2 separate regions of the Homo sapiens genome follow, and region 1 is linked to region 2. The links are chromatin loops, found by intact Hi-C in ENCODE. Cell type or tissue: heart left ventricle. All regions are shown on one strand. Each heading gives the region's core, and the rest is flanking DNA. Links, peaks and the distances in the headings are about the cores only.

Region 1 (5,383 bases), core at 127-5,126, 91 kb after region 2:
GGCCCGGGCAGCCACCAGGCCTGCTCTTCTTTCCTCGTCTGGCTACCTCTGCCTCCCCCCGCCACCGTCACTCGCCTACCCGTGCCCCGCCAGCTTCCTCGCTATCACCGTGGAGCGCCTGACAGCTAAATGCAGACCCGAGACCCCGCGCAAACCGGGGTGCTGCCCTTTCTACGCGGGAGGGAACTCAGGCAGAGATGGGGAGAGGAACGGAGACAGAGAGGGAGGGAGCGATGGAGGGAGGAAAGAACGGATGGACGGAGGGACCTTGGAAGGGATGGAGGGATAGAGGGAGGAAGAGAGGGAAGGAGGGAGGGAGGAAGGGANNNNNNNNNNNNNNNNNNNNNNNNNNNNNNNNNNNNNNNNNNNNNAGGGAGGGAGCAAGGGACAGAGAAAAGAAGGCAGAGAGAAAAGCGGTCTTCTGCCTCCAGGACCAGCAGGACCTCGCACTCCGGAAAAATGTTGGGTGCCCAGTGCGGGCTAAGTGCTCGGCCCACAGCCGCGTTGGTCTGCGGGGCGCTCACCGGCCCTCCGGATAACCAGCCTGGGTTGCTTCATCCGGGAGCGATTCAGACGAATTTCGTCTCCCAGGGAATGAGAGAATTGCCCAGAGAGCAATGAGCCGAAACTCGGGTGGTTGTCCATTTTTCATCCACATGGTTCACAGATGAGATAGCCCCAGGTTGAGCCTGCAAAGGAGCGCGAGGCCGATAGTCCCGTCCACACAGGAGTCACACTCAGGCCGACTGAAGCTTGGTTTCGGATTCCACGTTGCTTTGCCCTCTGCAAGGGGGCCTGTTGCTCACGTGTCTTACTGGGCTTAAGTCAAGGTGTTATCAGGGCTGTATTGCCCCCACCACCGTCCACCCGCCTTTCTCCAAGGCAAAGCACCTCCAAGTAAACCCACACAGGACCGACGGTCAGAGGCAGAACAGGGCTGGGGAAATTCGGTACCCACATGTAAAAAGAATGAACCTGGGCCATTCACTTATACCATAAGAAAAAATTAACTAACTGGATCAAATACCTAAATGTAAGAGCTAAAACTACAAAATTCTTAGAACAAAATATAGGGGAAACATGTCATACACTGGATTTGGCAGTGTTTTTTTTTTTTTTTTAACAGGACACCCAAAACACAAGAAACAAAAGAAAAATAGATGAATCGGAATCTATCCAGAATACGCAAAGAACAATTCAGCAACAATAACACAAACTACCTGTTTAAAATATTGGCAAAATCCTAAGCAGACATTTCTCTAAAAATTTTGTAAAGTGGCTAATAAGCACATGAAAAGATGCTCAACAAAACTCATCATTAGTGAAATGCAAATCTAACCCCAAATGACATATCGCTTAATACCCATCAGCATAGCTACTACCAAAAGAAAGAAAACAAAACAGAAAATCACAAGTGTTGGTGAGGATGTGGAGCAATTAGAACCCTTGTACACTGTTGGTGGAAATGTAAAATGCTACAGCTGCTATAAAATAACAACATAGTAACTAAAAAATTTACATGTAATGTCACCATACGATCCAGCAATTTCACATCTGGGTATGTAGCAAAAGATAGGAAAGCAAAGACAGAAAATAATACACATACACCTAGGTTCACAGCAGCATTACTCACATCACCAGAAAGCTGTTTGAATTACTCAAGTGTTGTTTGAATTACCATCAATGAATAAATAGATAAAATGTGATTTATACATACAGTGGAATATTATTCAGCTATGTAAAATAAGGAAATTCTGACACATGGTATGTCATGCATGAACCTTAAGGACATTGAGCAAAGTGACACGAGCCAGTCATAAAAGAACAAATACTGAATCATTCCAATTATGAGATACTTAGAGTAAAGAAATTCTAGAAACCCAAGTAGAAGAGTGGTTCCTAGAAGCCTGAGGGGAGTAACAAGGAGCTTATTTAATGGGTATAGAGTTTTGTTTCTGCAAGTTGAAAGAAGGTCCGTATGAATGGGAATGATAGTTGCAAAACAATGTGAATGTAGTTAATTTTTCTGAGCTGCAAACTTACAATAGCTAAAATGGTTAATTTGATGTACACTTTACCACAAAGTAAAAAAAAAAAAAAATTAAATAAACAAACTATAGCTATCTGCAATATCATGAATTAATACCATAACTATAATGTTGCATAGAAGAAAGTCGATGTAAAAGTATACATATTATACAATTTCACTCATATAATATCCAAAAAGTGAACGCAACTGAGGTTCTGGCTTCCAGTAATAATTAAGTAAAGTAATTTGTTGAATACTTCACAGATAACTATAACAAAGCTCTTTGGTCACAGGGCTGCAACACTGCAATCTCAGCATGCACCAGGCTCAGGGAGAGTGCGCTAATATCTGGAGGAAGGGACGAGGCTCCGCACTTCTTGCTGGTCTTGCTGGGAGATGCAGTCTCATAAACGCTCCCAGTCCTTTGGTCACAGGGCTGCAGCACTACAATCCTAGCATGCACCGGACTCAGGGAAAGTGCGCGTCCCTGGAGGAAGAGGCAAGGCCATGCGCCCCTCGGTGGGCTTGCTGGGAGATGTAGTCTCATAAACACTCCCAGCCCTTTCATCACCGGGCTGCAAGACTACAGTCCCAGCATGCACACAGCTCGGGGACAGTGCCCATTACTGGTGGAAGAGACTGGACTGTGGGTGCCTCCTTCTACTTGCTGGGAGATGTAGTTTCATAAAGACTCCCAGACTTTCCGGTCCCGTGGCTACAGGACTACCATCCCAGTATTCACCGGGGTCAGGGACAGTGCGCGTCACTGGAAAAAGAGGCGGGGCTGTGTGCGTCTCCCTAGGTTTGCTGGGAGATATATGCTCATAAACTCTTCCAGCCCTTTCCTCAAAGAGCTGCAGGACTACAATCTTAGCATGCACTAGTCTCAGGGACAATGCGTGTCACTGGAGGAAGAGACCGGGCTGTGTGCGCCTCCCTAGGATTGCTGGAAGATGTATTCTCATAAACACTCCCAACCCTTTGGTCAAAGGGCTACAGGACTACAATCCCAGCATGCGCCAGGCTCCAGGGCGAGGCGCAGAACTGGAAGAAGGGGCAGAGTGGTACGCGCCCCACCTAATATGCTGGGAGCTGTAGTCCGTTAACTGCTCTCAGCCTGTTTGTCGGTAGGCTTCAGAACTATACTCCCAGCATGTACCAGGATCCGGGGTGCATAGCCCTGGAGGGAGGGTTAGAGCGGTGTGGACTTCCCAGAGTCCAAAGCACTCCTGAGTTCTTATGCTATGCCAACTCTTTGCAAGGAGAGTGAGTACACAGGTGCACCTGGAGGGCAGGTCTGGGCTGGGCATTGAGGAGGGTATTACCCTACGAAGACACCTTCCCTTTTCCCAAATGGCCGGTTTGTCCTCACCCGATTGAGCCTATCCTTCTCAGGTTCCTCTTTCAATTGCACCCAGGGTTCTTTCCAGAGCATTACGTCTTCTGCAGCCCTAGGCGCTGCCTTCTTTCCTAAACTGCTGTGGAAACTTTCCTGATGTCTGAGACACAGTCGATTGTGCCGCAACCCTCATTTTTCTCTAGCCAGAGCATGCACTTAACCGTTTTTGAGAGAAATCTTTCACCTGGCCTGCTTGTGAGCAGCTTCAGAGCTCTGCAGGGGGTGACAAGGGCTGTGGCTTCCTGGAAATGTCACTCTCAAAGTCGCCTTTTTCACAACTGTGAAAGTCTAGTCATCAGAAGGTTAATTATTGGGTCGCACAAAATCTGCTAAGACTCCGAGGCGTGAGTCTTGTGAGCCATTTTCATCAACCCATTTAAGTGGACATGCTCCAAAATGCAACCTGAAGTTGCTGACTATTTAGGCATTTTACACTTGAAATTAATGGTCTCATCTCAAGTCAGGCCTGGCTTGCCAGTGACTCGGAGCCACATATGGGACCTGATACCTCAGGAACAGATAGTGTTCCAGCTTTATGGGAGCAACTTTTAAGATGTGGAGCACTTGGGGTCATTTGAAACCCGCTATCATCAGTAGGGACTTTTACTTATAAAAAGCATTTGCATTTTGATTTTATCTGTCTTCAACCTGACCCTTTGTTTATTTTAACAGTAAAAAACACATTCCTGGGTGGAGATTTAAGATGCTACTGAGACATGCAATGTATGCACAAATGTGTACAGCTACTGCACTGTGCACCCAGAAGACCAGTCAGAACATGCTTTCTGCAACACTTCTTTCCACCTTCTTATGAATAATCATGCAAAACTCCCATAAAGAGGGTTTCTCCAGCAATAATTAGCTCTGTCTCACTTTTATGAGCAGGCTGCCCTGGAATCTCTTTCTCAGACCGTACCGTCTATTCTGCACTTAATTTTCAAAATATTCTCTTTTTTTGCAATAAATTATGCTGTACTTCTTTTGCTGTGTGTCTCTTAAACTAAGAAGATAAGAAACAAGGTATTACATCAGCCATCAACATTTCTGGTACCATGACCTGGGGAGAGTTTTGTCTGCTTCATTAATTTCAGTTTCCCTTTTCTTGCAGTGAATACTATGGCAGTTCCAGACTCCCTGGTTAACTATCGCTGCTTGTTCCAGTGCTATTTCAGTAAAGTTCTTGGGGAAACGTTTTTAAGTCAACTATATTCTTTAGAGAGAGAATATATGTCCGCTCTCCTTTTGGCTGCTGCTTCTGTGGTATCGATAAATACACTAACCACATGTGTTGCCCTCAATATTTCATATTTGGGCTGCTTTGCCGCTTAGTTTCACATCTTTCTGGCCACAGTTCAGACTCCGCTTATTGTTTGCTGTCCCTTCAGCAATACTCCATCGCCACCTAGTGGTCATTGTAATGTATTTTTCTGGTCAGGTTTTCTGTTTACAAAAATGTTTGTTTTGTTTTGAGCAGCACATTAAGAGAACCCTGTCCCTTCAGGCTTTATGCATTTCCCACCTCCTTGAAATTGTTCTCCAGCAGGCTTTCTTTGCTGAACAAAAGATGCACAGTCATGCAGATGCCTAGTCGTAGGGATTGCATCTGAGCATTCCAGATGTTGTAATTGGGCATCACAAATGACAAACCAGTGAATTAGGGCAAGGCTTGTTAGCCAGACATCTGCCCCCCAGCCCGCAGTGGGGGTCATCTCGGTAGGGCTGGAGATGTCCACCGCTGGGGGTAGATAGGATGGTGTATGGCAAATGCCTATGACCTCCTAGAGCTTCAGTTAATGGGGTTTCAAGGGGATGCGCTGGACACCTTGGTGGTTCCACTTGGCTCATGGGGATGCCCACAGCCTCCTGGACTTCAGTAAATGTTCTGTCGTTGCAGGATTCTCTCGGCACCGTGGGAGCCGCTTCCTCTACTGTCACTGAAACATCCCTGGGATGTA
Region 2 (5,383 bases), core at 97-5,096:
CTACAGCTTCCTGCCTCACAGGAGCACACCTGTGACAACCAGGAACCTACCTCGACCCTTCATTATCACTCAAAGCTTACAGTGCACATTCACGTTTACTCTTCACGCTGTACATTGTGAGTCTTGAAAAAAGTATAATGTGAATGGGATATTATTCACTGCTAGCAAGAGATGATCTATCAAGCCAGAAAAAAATAAATGGAGGAAACTTAAATGCATATTGCTAAAAGAAGAAGCCAATCCGAAAAGTCTACGTACTGTTCTATTCCAATTATATGACGTTCTGGAAACGGTGAAACCATGGGAACAGTAGAAAGATCAGTGGTTGCCATGGACCAAGGGGAAGGAAGAGATGGATACACAGAGCACAGAGAATGTTCACGGCACTAAAACCATTCTGTATGACACTATAATGGTAGATATATATATTTGTAAAAATCTATCTTAACTTTTAATCTTTTAAATTTTTTTTTTGACGGAGTCCTGCTCTGTGGCCAGGCTGGAGTGCAGTGGCATGATCTCGGCTCACTGCAACCTCTGCCTCCCGGGTTCAAACGATTCTCCTACCTCAGCCTCCCGAGTAGCTGGGACTAGAGGTGCCCGCCACCACGCCCGGCTAATTTATTTAATTTTAGAAGAGACTGGGTTCACCATCTTGGCCAGGCTGCTCTCGAACTCCTGACCTCGTGACCCACCTGCCTCAGCCTCCCAAAGTGCTGGGATTACAGGCGTGAGCCACCACCCCGGCCGTTTTTGTTTTAAAAACTACAGACAAGCTGGGTGCAGTGGCTCAAGCCTGTAATGGCTNNNNNNNNNNNNNNNNNNNNNNNNNNNNNNNNNNNNNNNNNNNNNNNNNNCACCAGTTCACAGTACAAAGTAACTCCTTGCTTGTAGAAAACATTATTATTATCATTATTATTTTTGATATGGAATTTGACTCTTGTAGCCCAGACTGGAGTGCGATGTTGTGATCTCGGCTCACTGTAACCTCTGCCTCCCAGGTTCAAAGGATTCTCCTGCCTCAGCCTCTCAAGCAGCTGGGATTACCCGTGCGCACCACTATGGCCTGCTAATTTTTTGTATTTTTGTAGAGACGGGGATTCACCATGTTGGCCAGGCTGGTCTCAAACTCCTGACCTCAGATGATCCACTTGCCTCAACCTTCCAAAGTGTTGGGATTACAGGCAGGAGCCATCACCCCCAGACTAGAAAACATTATTCAATAACAAACAGTAGCAGTATGCTTGGGGGTTTTAGGATTGATTATTTTCAAATCTCTAGAAAAGCTCAATGCATTACCTTAGGCTATAATCTCAGGGCAGAGTCTCATCTGTTAATGGGGGGCTGGTCTAAGGGTCCTTCCAGCTCTCAGATTAATGGTTTCCCATGTTGAACTGCTCCATGTCACCCACCCATCTTCGGTTTTGTTTGTTTTTACAGAGATGAGGTCTCACTATATTGCCCAGGCTGGTATTGAACTCCTGGCCTTAAGCGATCCTCCTGCCTTGGCCTCCCAAAGTGCTGGAGTTACAGATGTGAGCCTCTGTGCTCAGCCCATCCTTGGCTGTTCAAGTGTAGAGGTAAGTAGTAGATGCCAAGTTTACCTCCAGGCCAGAAGGGGCTGATGCCCCAGGGCAGAATCATAACCCTAACCAGGCCTCCCACTGCATGAAGACATTATGTTCTGAAGCTTAAACCTGGACAAAGGTCTGACCAGTAGCACTGTGTTCATGAATATCAGGTCAAAAATTTAAAACTGTGACTATCCAGAAGAACCTGGTAGATGTATGTGCAGTCCACAGTCCAATGGTCAGCCTTGATAACAAACCACCTGTACTTTCTTTTTATCATGGAGTCTTTGACGTAAAAATTGATGACACTTTCTTGCTTCTGATGTGCTTCCCTTTCTTCTTCATTTTCCATAAGTAGTTTCCTCCATCCCGCCTCCCAACAGGCCACAGTCAATTCAGGACATTTTAACCATGAAAATGAGTCTCCATAACACGAATTTAGAGGCCAGACAGGGTGGATCACGCCTGTAATCCCAGCATTCTGTGAGGCTGAAGTGGGGGAATGGCTTGAACTTAGGAGCTTCAGACCAGCCTGGGCAACATGGTGAAACCCTGTCTCTAACAAAAAATAAATAAATAAATAAAAATAAGCCATGTATGGTGGTGCATGCTACTAGTCCCAGCTACTCAGGAGGCTGAGGTGGGAGGATTGTGGGGTCAAGGAGGTCAAGTATGGAGTGGGCCAAGATCATGCCACTGCAATCCAGCCTGGGTAATGGAGTGAGACCTTATATCAAGAAAAAGAAAAAGATTTAAAGGACAGGCTGACTTTCTTGTTACAAGCCAATGCTCATTTGCTATTCCATAAATCCTAGGGCACCTCTTAAGAATTATGCTAAATCTACACTACCCGTGCTCTATAAATGGAACAACAACACTTGGATGACATCAGAGCTGTTTACCGCATGGGTTACTGAGTATTTTAATCCCACTGTTGAGACCTACAGCTCAGAAAAAAGATTCACTTCAAATACTTCAGCTTTTTGACAATGTACCTGGTAACTAAAGAGCTCTAATGGAGATGTACAGGGAAACACATGCTGGTTTCATGCCTGCCAACACAACATCTATTCTGTAGTCCATGGATTGCGGCATCATTTTGACTTTCAAGACTTATTATTTGAGAAATATATTTGTCCCGGGAACAAATCTCCTCACAACATACCTAAGAAAGAGATATATGTACAGAAAAGGAAGAACAGTAAAATATCACTTCATTACTATCAGAGATTTTCCCCAAACACAGAGAAAGCTCTACGGAACTGAGCTTAAGTCAGAACTCTGTTATTTACTTGGTCTAATGCCAAAGCAGGCCAGAGACCCCTTTCACCTTCTTCTCTTTAATCCCAAACCCATGTCTCGCTTTGATCTAAGAAAGAGCCAAACGCCCAGGAGGTGCCAGGGTAGAGAAAAGCAGCCAGCCAGAGAGTGGCCTCCATGCCAGGGGAGTGTGTCTGAGCTTTGTTTTATTTTTCTTATTTGTCTGTAGTTGTGTGATTGGTAGAAGAGAGTAGATATGAAGTCTACTGACACAGGATTGGTCTTCAGGCATGTCTTACCAAGCATTTGGGGGAACAGAGGGGTTCCACAAATAAGAGAGCATTGATCAGACTTTCTTCTAAAAGGAGCAGCCACAAGCTACCTTAACTCTCCAACTTGCCCATTAATCTTCACCCAGAGTTAGGAAGATTTCACCATTAGCTGTGGCCCATAAAAGATCCTTAAGCTTGACCAACCACAGAGGTCCATCTCCTTGAGGAGGAAGTGAAAGGGGTATGGACAGAAGCTGTGAGTTTTCTGTCCTCCGCCGGCCCCCAGCTGTGTCTTCTACTTCTTGTACAAGGTCGTCTCCAAATGATGTTTTCTGGCTGACAATGCCACAGAACTGATCCTTATCTCACTATGGAAATGAAAGATTTCAAAGAATTTGTTGCCTGAAATGTGGTGCCCTAATCACATATTAATAAAGCTGCTATCCAGAAAGAAGGTAGATTTCAAAAGAAAGGCTGTTAGCATTCTCAGGGACCTAAAAAGTACATATTGTAGAACAATGGTAAATAGATCTTGGAATCAGGTAGACTTTAATTCAAATCCCAGCTATGCCACTTATTAACTTATGTGACATAGGGAAAGCCTCTCAAATTTAGATTTGCAAAATCAGAATAATATAAGTAGCCAACAAATAGGGTTTAATGGAGGTAATAATGAAGGTGATTAAGATGATAAAATTAAATAGTGAATATAAAATGCTTAGCATTTAATAAATTTATTGTATGATTTCAAAGCACATGCTTTTACCTACAGTGCTATAAAGCTGCTTGCAATCGTCAAAGCTAATAGAAGCTGTCGTCAGAGCTAATAGAAGCCTTGTATATGTAATTATTTAAGAATTCTGTAAATATACACAATAGGGTAGGAATGAGAAAATCTTTAGAAGAAATATTCAAGAATGTTTGATTTCTAGCAAATCCAGATAGACAGTTTTGGCAACAACCAAGTCATAATTTTGAGTCTTGTTATAGGAGCTAGAATTTTATTCAAGGGACAACTGATTTGATTAGATTAGATGCTGTGCACTGCATGTTTGCATCAACAAATGCACATGTTGAAACTCTAACAGTAGAATGGCATTAGAAGGAGGACCTTTGGGAAGTAATTTGGTTTTGATGAGGATGGAGTTCCCACAATGGGGTTAGCATCCTAATAAGAAGAGCAGGAGACTACAGCCCTCTTCTCTCAGCCATGTGAAGATACAACAAGAACACCTGCAAACCAGTAAGAGGGCCTTCACCAGACACTGGCTCTGCTGGCCCAGATTTTAATCTTTGAATTCCCACAACTGTGAGAAACAAGTATATGCTGTTTAAGCCACTCAGTCTACAGTTGTTTGTAGCAGCAGCCTGAGCAGACAAAGACATAGGGTTCCTTTTATTTTCAGAATTCAGTTTAGCTGTAATCACCTACCATCCTGAGATGCTGTTTCCTCCCTCCTCCCTTGAAATATAAGCTCTGGGACTATAGCTTCATGGACAAATTCTGAAGAATTTGTCTCTGCTTTTGTGGGAGGCTAACCTAACCAATCAAGGAATGTTTGCTCAATGAAATGAAACATCTTAATGCAGCTCGCCAGCCAATGTCTGCAGAGCACACCTCATGGGTTCTGGCTGGCTTGGATTTCTGAGACTACTTCATCCTACTCATCAGACTGTGGACTCAGATTCAGCCAGGAAGCCCAGATTCTAGCATCACTTTTGCCCTTGGAATACAAATGCACGTCCTGCTTCACTGAACATGAAACTCTGAATATTTGGCCATTATTCTGGCAATTGTTCTCTCTCCCTGTGCCAATTGCCAATCAACCCAACTCCCAGGCAGCCTTGACAGTTATGTCTGCTCGGCCTGCTGTAGCAGCCAATGACTTAGTAAAAGTCAGAACATTGATCTGCTAGTTCCCAGTCCAGGATTTCCCCATAACTCGTCCATGTATATATTAAACAACTAGGCTTGCTTTTAAAATTCTTTTTCATTTAGCCTCTTCTTAGAACTTATCATTTTGAGAATCCTGACCTGCCAATATTCCATAACCTTTCTGAAAGTGACACAGCAAATACGATGCATGCACACTGCTAACTGCAGCTGATTTCATTTTCCATCATCTATAAAGCACATAAGGTAATTTCTAAACCAGCAGTAAGATCTATTTATAAAGAATGCTGATTTGTTTTCTGCATTTTCCAACACAAAGCTTCAATTTATTTCCTTACCATAAAAAACCATTACTTTTTAAAACAATCATAGTTAGTATATTTTAT

Evidence for each region. Peaks named below come from ENCODE experiments on the same cell type or tissue, not always from the same donor. Only the 100,000 strongest peaks of a DNase experiment are listed, where the experiment ranks them.
Region 1: it touches region 2 in a loop (16-fold over the local background); 29 of 110 quality-filtered maps call a loop at or near these places.

The regions. Positions count from the first base shown.
Region 1 is chr20:29,442,827-29,448,209 of GRCh38, reverse strand. No RefSeq gene overlaps it. Among named protein-coding and RNA genes, the nearest start is that of FAM242B, 100 kb to the left of the region's middle. In heart left ventricle, for the core only: a CTCF peak has its summit at 4,833 (motif pointing left); DNase peaks (open chromatin) are centred at 2,529 and 2,789; H3K4me3 peaks cover 233 bases; H3K27me3 peaks cover 651 bases.
Region 2 is chr20:29,534,208-29,539,590 of GRCh38, reverse strand. No RefSeq gene overlaps it. Among named protein-coding and RNA genes, the nearest start is that of FAM242B, 12 kb to the left of the region's middle. In heart left ventricle, for the core only: no CTCF peak of the experiment used is centred there; no DNase peak of the experiment used is centred there.